Regions from separate parts of the Homo sapiens genome. Here region 1 is linked to region 2. A link is a contact called in ENCODE Hi-C or POLR2A ChIA-PET data. All regions are on one chromosome and are shown on one strand. The core of a region is the stretch at or near the end of the contact, and the rest is flanking DNA. Distances in the headings are between cores, read along the strand shown. Region 1 holds the start of C3orf33 (chromosome 3 open reading frame 33). Region 2 overlaps KCNAB1 (potassium voltage-gated channel subfamily A regulatory beta subunit 1).

The links. Hi-C counts contacts between places; a loop is a spot of excess contacts on that map. ChIA-PET counts read pairs that join two places held with the same protein, here RNA polymerase II (POLR2A). Pooled maps may share reads with other maps.
Region 1: a loop to region 2 is called in a map of naive thymus-derived CD4-positive, alpha-beta T cell, with 14 times the contacts of the local background. The contact joins the promoter of C3orf33 here to the enhancer-like site in region 2. A Hi-C loop is called at or near these places in 2 of 168 maps with a recorded cell type or tissue (IMR-90 and naive thymus-derived CD4-positive, alpha-beta T cell) and 14 of 50 pooled maps. POLR2A ChIA-PET finds 5 or more read pairs at or near these places in 1 of 52 experiments (T-cell).

Annotation. Positions count from the first base shown.
Region 1 is chr3:155,804,734-155,808,393 of GRCh38, reverse strand. It overlaps C3orf33 (chromosome 3 open reading frame 33), which reads left to right and starts at 2,116. Exons shown (of 5, transcript NM_001308229.2): 1 at 2,116-2,255. The coding sequence starts at 2,142. RefSeq lists a silencer at 1,832-2,181.
Region 2 is chr3:156,148,839-156,152,010 of GRCh38, reverse strand. The region is part of intron 1 of KCNAB1 (potassium voltage-gated channel subfamily A regulatory beta subunit 1); the gene reads right to left. Among named protein-coding and RNA genes, the nearest start is that of KCNAB1, 30 kb to the right of the region's middle. Within about 2 kb of position 1,335, at least 8 of the 41 ENCODE cell types and tissues checked have a DNase peak (open chromatin) inside an H3K27ac peak, as active enhancers do.

The DNA.
Region 1 (3,660 bases), core at 867-3,366, 340 kb after region 2:
GCTAGCAGATAGGAGAGAAGAGGTATGGGACATTGGAAAACCAAAAGGAGTAATGTTAGGCAAATGATTGCCTAAGAAATCCACACTTCCTTTCCTTTTATTAACTAAATTTATTTTAAATCTAGTAACACAGAGATATTTTTATTTGAAATAGTGATTATGGATTAATATGTATCTTTGTAGATGGATTTTCCCCAATATCATTTGTGTTCCACCCTTGATGGAAATTTGTAGGTATTTTTGTGATTTGGCCAATTGCCTGTATAAGAGACAGTGTTGTGGTTAACTGCACAGAGTGAGCCAACTGGCTGAGTTGAATGCCTGCACAACATCCCAGTTTATCACTTCTTGGCTAGGTGACCTTAGCTACTGCCTTAATCATTCTGTGCATACTTGCTCTGTAAAACTGGGATTAATAATAGTGCCTACCTCATGAGTTGCTGGGAGGATGAAGGGAGTTAATGTCTGAGAAGCACCTAGAACAATACCTGGCGCATAGCAAGCAAGACCCAAGTGTCAACGATTCTTATTTACTTACTTTCTTGTCTTTTCTTTTTATTGAGACAAGAGTCTTGCTCTGTGGCCCAGGCTGGAGTGCAGTGGTGCGATCTTGGTTCACTGCAACCTCTGCCTCCTGGGTTCAAGCGATTCTTCTGCCTCAGTCTCCTGAGTAGCTGGGACTACAGGCGCATGCCACCACGACTGGCTAATTTTTTGTATTTTTAGTAGAGATGGGGTTTCACTGTGTTAGCCAGGATGGTCTCGATCTCCTGATCTCATGATTCAACCTCCTCAGCCTCCCAAAGTGCTGGGATTACAGGCGTAAGCCACCACGCCCGGCTGTTATTTACTTTCTATTGGCTATAACACAGAGACAATACACTCCTTGAAGCCACCACTCATAATATGTATTGTTAGGAATACAACATAGTCTGTTTTGACTTTTAAAGGTAATATTTGCATAAAGTAAAAAAAAAAAAAAAACTCCAGTAGTATAATTGCACTCTCCAATATAATAGCCACTAGCCATATGTGACTAAATTAATTAAAATTAATAAAGTTAAAAATTCAGTTCCTTGATTTCAGTAGCCACATTTCATGCAGGCAATACCCACATGAAGCTACAGGACATTTCTATCACTGAAAAATGTTTATTAGAGGTGGCAGATTGTGAAACCTCTTGCCCTTTCCTACCTTCCGTTTCCCGGGGTAGTCACTGTTACTAGTTTCTTGTATAGTATTTAGTATTTATTTATTTTTTTAGATGGAGTCTTGCTCTGTTACCCAGGCTGGAGTGTAGTGGCACGATCTTGGCTCACTGCAACCTCCGCTTCCCAGGTTCAAGCGATTCTCCTGCCTCAGCCTCTTGAGTAGCTGGGATTATAGGCGCATACCACCAGGTTCAGCTAATTTTTGTATTTTCAGTAGAGACGGAATTTCGCCATGTGGGCCAGGCTGGTCTCGAACCCCTGACCTCAAGTAATCCGCCCGCCTCGGCCTCCCAAAGTGTTGGTATTACAGGCAGGAGCCACCACACCCGGCCTCAATATATATTTTTATTACATAAATGTTACCATATTATTTGCACTGCTCTGTATCTAATTTTTGTTTTATTTAAAATGTATTAACTACTGTTTTCTAACAGCTCAAAGATTTAGAGCATGTGATATTAGGCTTTCAGAGCAGCTCTTAAAACTTTAAAGCACAATTTGAATATAAGAAATATGCATAGGTTTCAAGGACAGGTCGTATTTGGTTAAAAAATATGCATATGCTGTTCCTTGGGAGCAGGTGGAAGGAATGAATTACTTCAATTTCCTTCCTTGTGTGGCACCTGCGAAAACCACGTTGCAGCTGAGTGAATTGAAGTCACCAGCTGACAATCATCCTACTAGCTTGATAGGGAATGCTTCAGCCCCCACAGTGCTGCTCAGAGATCTCCTGCATCGTGGAATCACCCTGCATAAAAGCGGTTGGGGCACTGTTAAGACGTCTGATATCTGGGGCCCGCCCACTGGCGACTGCAGGTCGCGGGGCCACCCCGGTCCGCGGGGAAGGGGACCCCGCCGCCTTCCCGAGGTGAGCGGCGCCCCCTGCCGCCAGCCGGAGGAGCTCAGGGCCGCTCGCAGGAGGCCGGGAACATGGCGGGGCAGCCCGCGGCCACCGGCTCGCCGTCTGCCGACAAGGACGGAATGGAGCCCAACGTCGTGGCTCGGATCTCGCAGTGGGCAGACGACCACCTGCGCCTAGTCCGGGTACTGGGGCCACGCAGTCTGGGCGGGTGGTGGGCGCGGGGCGGCACAGAGCGACCCTGAGAACAACGTGAGGCCTCAGGCGTGGATCCCGCCGGGGCCGGGGAGCGACAGAAAACTGCGGGGGAATGAGCTCGAGAGGGCGACATCGCGAGTGTCGTGTGTGCGGGGCTGCAGAGGGCCGGGGGCGGGCCAGGGGGCCAGTTCGGCCTCATTATTACAAGGACTGTTCTGGATCCTTGCTGGGCTGTAGGGGGCACCTCAAAGGGTGAGACGCAGCCCAGCTCGGGGATGCCACCTGGTCCATTAGAGCATTTGGGGAGGGCCCAGAGAGGAGACCGAGGAAGAGCAGGGAAGTCCTGTACGCCTTGGGAGAGAGCATTTCTAATTTTTATTTATTTTTAATTTTATTTTTTAGGGACACGGTATTCCTCTCTGGCCCAAGCTGGAGTGCAGTGGCACGATCATAGCTCACTGCTGCTGCTCCACCCACTTCGGCCGAAAAGATCCTCCCACTTCAGCCTCCCGAGTAGCTGGAACCACAGGTTGCGTGCGCTACCCCATCGACTACTTTCTTTTAGAGTTAGAGACTGGGAGTCTTGCTATGTTGTCCAGGCTGTCCTCCAACTCCTGGCCTCAAGTGATCTCCCACCTCAGCCTCCCGAATAGATTTCTTTTTTTTGAGACAGGGTCTCCCTCTGTCACGCCTGGAGTGCAGTGGCACCATTATGTCTCGTTGCAGTCTCCACTTCCTGGGCTTAAGCAATCCTCCCACCTCAGGCTCCCGAGTAGCTAGGGCTACAGGCACTTGTCACCACACCAGGCTAATTTGTTTTTTGTTTGTAGAGGCAAGGTCTTCCTGTGTTGCCCAGGCTGGCCTTGAACTCCTGGTCTCAAGAGATCTGCCCGCCTCGGCCTCCCAAAGCACTGGGATTGTAGGCATCAGCCACTGGTGCCCTGCCTTTTTTTTTTTTTTTTTTTTTAAGTGAAGCACTAAGCCTCTGGAGTTGAAGCAAGAGAGGGACATGTTAGGCCACCAGGCAAGAGAGGGTTGTGGCTAAGACACAGAATTGTGGTGATATGAATTGTTTGGGTGTGAGGTACAAAGAAAGAGGTCCAAGGAGGCTGGTAATAGTTGCTGATAAGGAGAAGGAGTTGGAATAAATGATTTATTGGGGAAAATCTAGAGAACTTTTTGGACACGTACATGGAGATGTGCAAATTTGGAGATCATTATTAGACTTCTAAGCAGAATTGTAGATGCTGTCCTTGGCAACTGGATATGGGGTCCGGTGTTGAAGGGAGATCAGAACCTGACATAGAACATTGGGAATGACCTGCATAAACCTTAAGTAGCATTTAAAGCCGTGGGCTTGAATAACATCTCAGAGCAAGTGAGAAAAGCTAC
Region 2 (3,172 bases), core at 86-2,585:
CAGCGCCACCTCCCAACCCAAGGCGGACTTGCAATTAGTCATAGTCTTTCCTTTGACCTCCTTCCTATACTAAAATTAATTTCTCCTGAACTGTTCCAGATTGAAGGAGACCTAAAAGATATGACAACAAAATATTGCCATCCAATACTGATCCTGTACAACTGGAGTAAAAAAATGCCACAAAGAGCATTATTGTGTCAGCTGACAAAATTAGAATACAATGGTAGATTAAAATATCATATTTATGTAAATTTTACCAAAGTTGTTAATTGTATTGGGGATAAGAAAATATCATAACTATTAAGAGATACTGAGGACTAAAAAGCCATGATGTGTGCAACTTAGTTTTAAAAAGCTTGGAAAAATAAATGGAGAGGTGGGTTGTAAGGAGTGAGCATGTGAGAGCATGAACAAAAGTTAAAGCAAATGGGGCAAAATGTTAACAATATGTTAAGGAATAAATAGCCCAGATGTGTTCTTTATATTATTTTAGCAACTTTTCCTTATGTTTGAAATTATTTTCAGATAAAAATTTTAAAATAGTTCTGGCCTTAAGTACTAGACAGTTTGTCTAAAAATAACCTGTACTCCCATCATTAGGGATTCATTTCTTTGGATGATATATTTTGCAGACACTCTATTAAAAAGCATCTATATTTTAAAACTTAGGGAGAATTAGTTGGTAACTAGATAAGGAGAGGAAGAGGAATCACTGGATGGGAGGCACTCGCTCTAAGTGTGGAGAGGTGACACGTGATATGTGAAAACAAACAGTGGGTACAGAGGAGGGCCATCTCCTAACTTGGTGATGAGCCAGGCCCACAAGACCATGGTTCTGAGAGCATTGACAGGCTTTGATATGGCCTTCTCCCGTGCAGTCCAGATAGCACACACGTTCCAGTCTGCTCCATCTTAACTGTGTAACAAGGTGCCTGCACCTGAGGTGGGGCTGACACCAACAGAATATTCTCTGAAAGATGGTAGGGGATGAGATGTCTACTTTTCCTTTCTTCACCAGCCATGCCCAGAGGTCTGTGGTGTAGCTCAGAACCCCCTACGCTAGAAAACTCCCAGACATAGAAAATTTGCTCTATAAAATATCTAACTGGGTTAGGTTATAATAACATAGGCTTGCCATGGAATCTAGGCTTCTCAGAACCTTAGGAATATGCTGGTCTTACCTTTTTAATTTTTTTCTCACTATATAAAATTTCCCATTGTCATAATCAAGGTAAATACATAGATTCAAATTTAAGTTCGAGTCTAGGACTGTCTGAATAAAGTTTTCTGCTAGCAGCGTTTCAGGCAACAGAAGAGCTTCCTTTTCTTTATGAAATAGCACATCCCAGTGGCACTCAAAGGCACTGCAGGGAAATTCAGGAATTGTTTTTCTCTTGGGTGAAAACATCTTTGGCCTACAGTTACTCCTCGGTCATGAAAATCAGATTTCAAAATGCTCACTTTTTTTCAGACGAAACCGCTGTCAACAACTTGTATATAAGAAAGCACGGATCCCTGTAACCCAGTATTGTTCTCAAGCCCTGAATTTCCAGTATTTTCGTCATGCTGCATAAACAAAGCAACTTTTATCCTGGAAAACCCCAAGTGGAAATTTCAAAACAGATTGAATATCTGCCCCTCTCAACAATATTTCAAACCCAAGCAGCACTCGTCTCTCACTCTTGCTTAAATTCTAAGCATTTTCTATCTAAACTGACACTTTGAAAACATACTTATTTTAGAATTTCTATTCCATTCAATAGGAAATAACACGTTCTGTTTGTTTTGAATAAGCCCCTTTCACTACGCCTCCACAGCCCTTCACCAGCAGCCTATTCAGGTTTCAAGTAATCACATACGTCCTGAGCCTGAGCCATCTTGGTGTCATCTACTTTCCTCCAGAAATATTGATGCAAGGAGAAAAACAGCTAGAGAGCTCACAGCAAATAAGCACAGGCCCAGAGACTTACCAAATTAGGTCATCTAAAATAAATCATGTGGACATTTTTTAATACAACCCCCTGCATGAGTAGCATTTTTCTAGGCTATTGATTTTCACAGTCACAGCTCTAGCTATTAATACTTTTCAAGCAGGTCTGAGTGTGCCAAGTGTCTCATGAAAAGGGCAGGTCACAAGAACACATGATGAAAGGGTGTTTTTGGTGGGGTTTGGAGGGTCCTGGGAGGATGAAAGTAAGTGCAATTTAGGAACAAATGTAATTTTCAACTTCCACATATGTCAACCCTGTAATACTATGAAAAGGAGAAAGGGCAAGAGGGATAGTCTTTCCTGGGTATCCACTATATGCCTCTTTGAGAGGATGGCGTTACCCTTTGAAGTAGGGTTTTTCAGCTTCATTTTGTAGATAAGGAAGCAGGGGATGAGAGGAGGGAGGGAAGAGCTTGTCTTTAAATCCTTCTGCTAGAACATCATGTTTGCACTGTGACAGAACCCACAGAGAGGGGTTCAGGTGAAAAATTGTTCCTACTTATCTCTGGAGTCTTTGTTTAATGATCAATGAAAACTCTCATTTATGCCTTCAAATTCTCTGCCCTGACATCTCTGAGAAAAGCTGGTAGCTAAGTGAGGTTTCTCTCTAGTTTTCCTTCCCCTTTTTTTCAATTCCATCCCTCCTGCTTCTATGATAGTCCGTAGTAATGTACCATGCTCGGATACTCGAGCTTTTCTGTTGATCTAGCCTGGAAGCTTCCTTCCTGTTTTCTCTTATTTTAGGTCAGGCTTGGACTATGTCCGGTTTCCTTCTTGGTCTACCATCTAGTAGCTTAGATTAGCGTGGCCACCACTCAGCAAGCACACTCCCCTTTTAACAGAAGTCTCTGAGAACTGATGTCTCCAGTCTAGGGAGATCTTCGGACACTGGGGCAAGCTAATGGGAGAGACACTGCAAGCTGGTGGAAGTTTCAGTCCTTTTCATTTCATTCTGGCTCAAATATTTTTGTTCTAGGCACAATGCCAGGCACTGGAAATGCAGCAGTTGATAAAAGATACCTTCGTATTACATCGTTTGAAGAGTTATTTATTCCCACACTTCCTGAGGCCAAGCTGATTAGGAGCCCATGTGTGAGATAAAAAGAAAGAAAAACAAACACTTTCTGAGTAGATCCTAATAGCAACAGCAAAAAAAAAAAAGAAAGAAAATGAAAAAGCAAG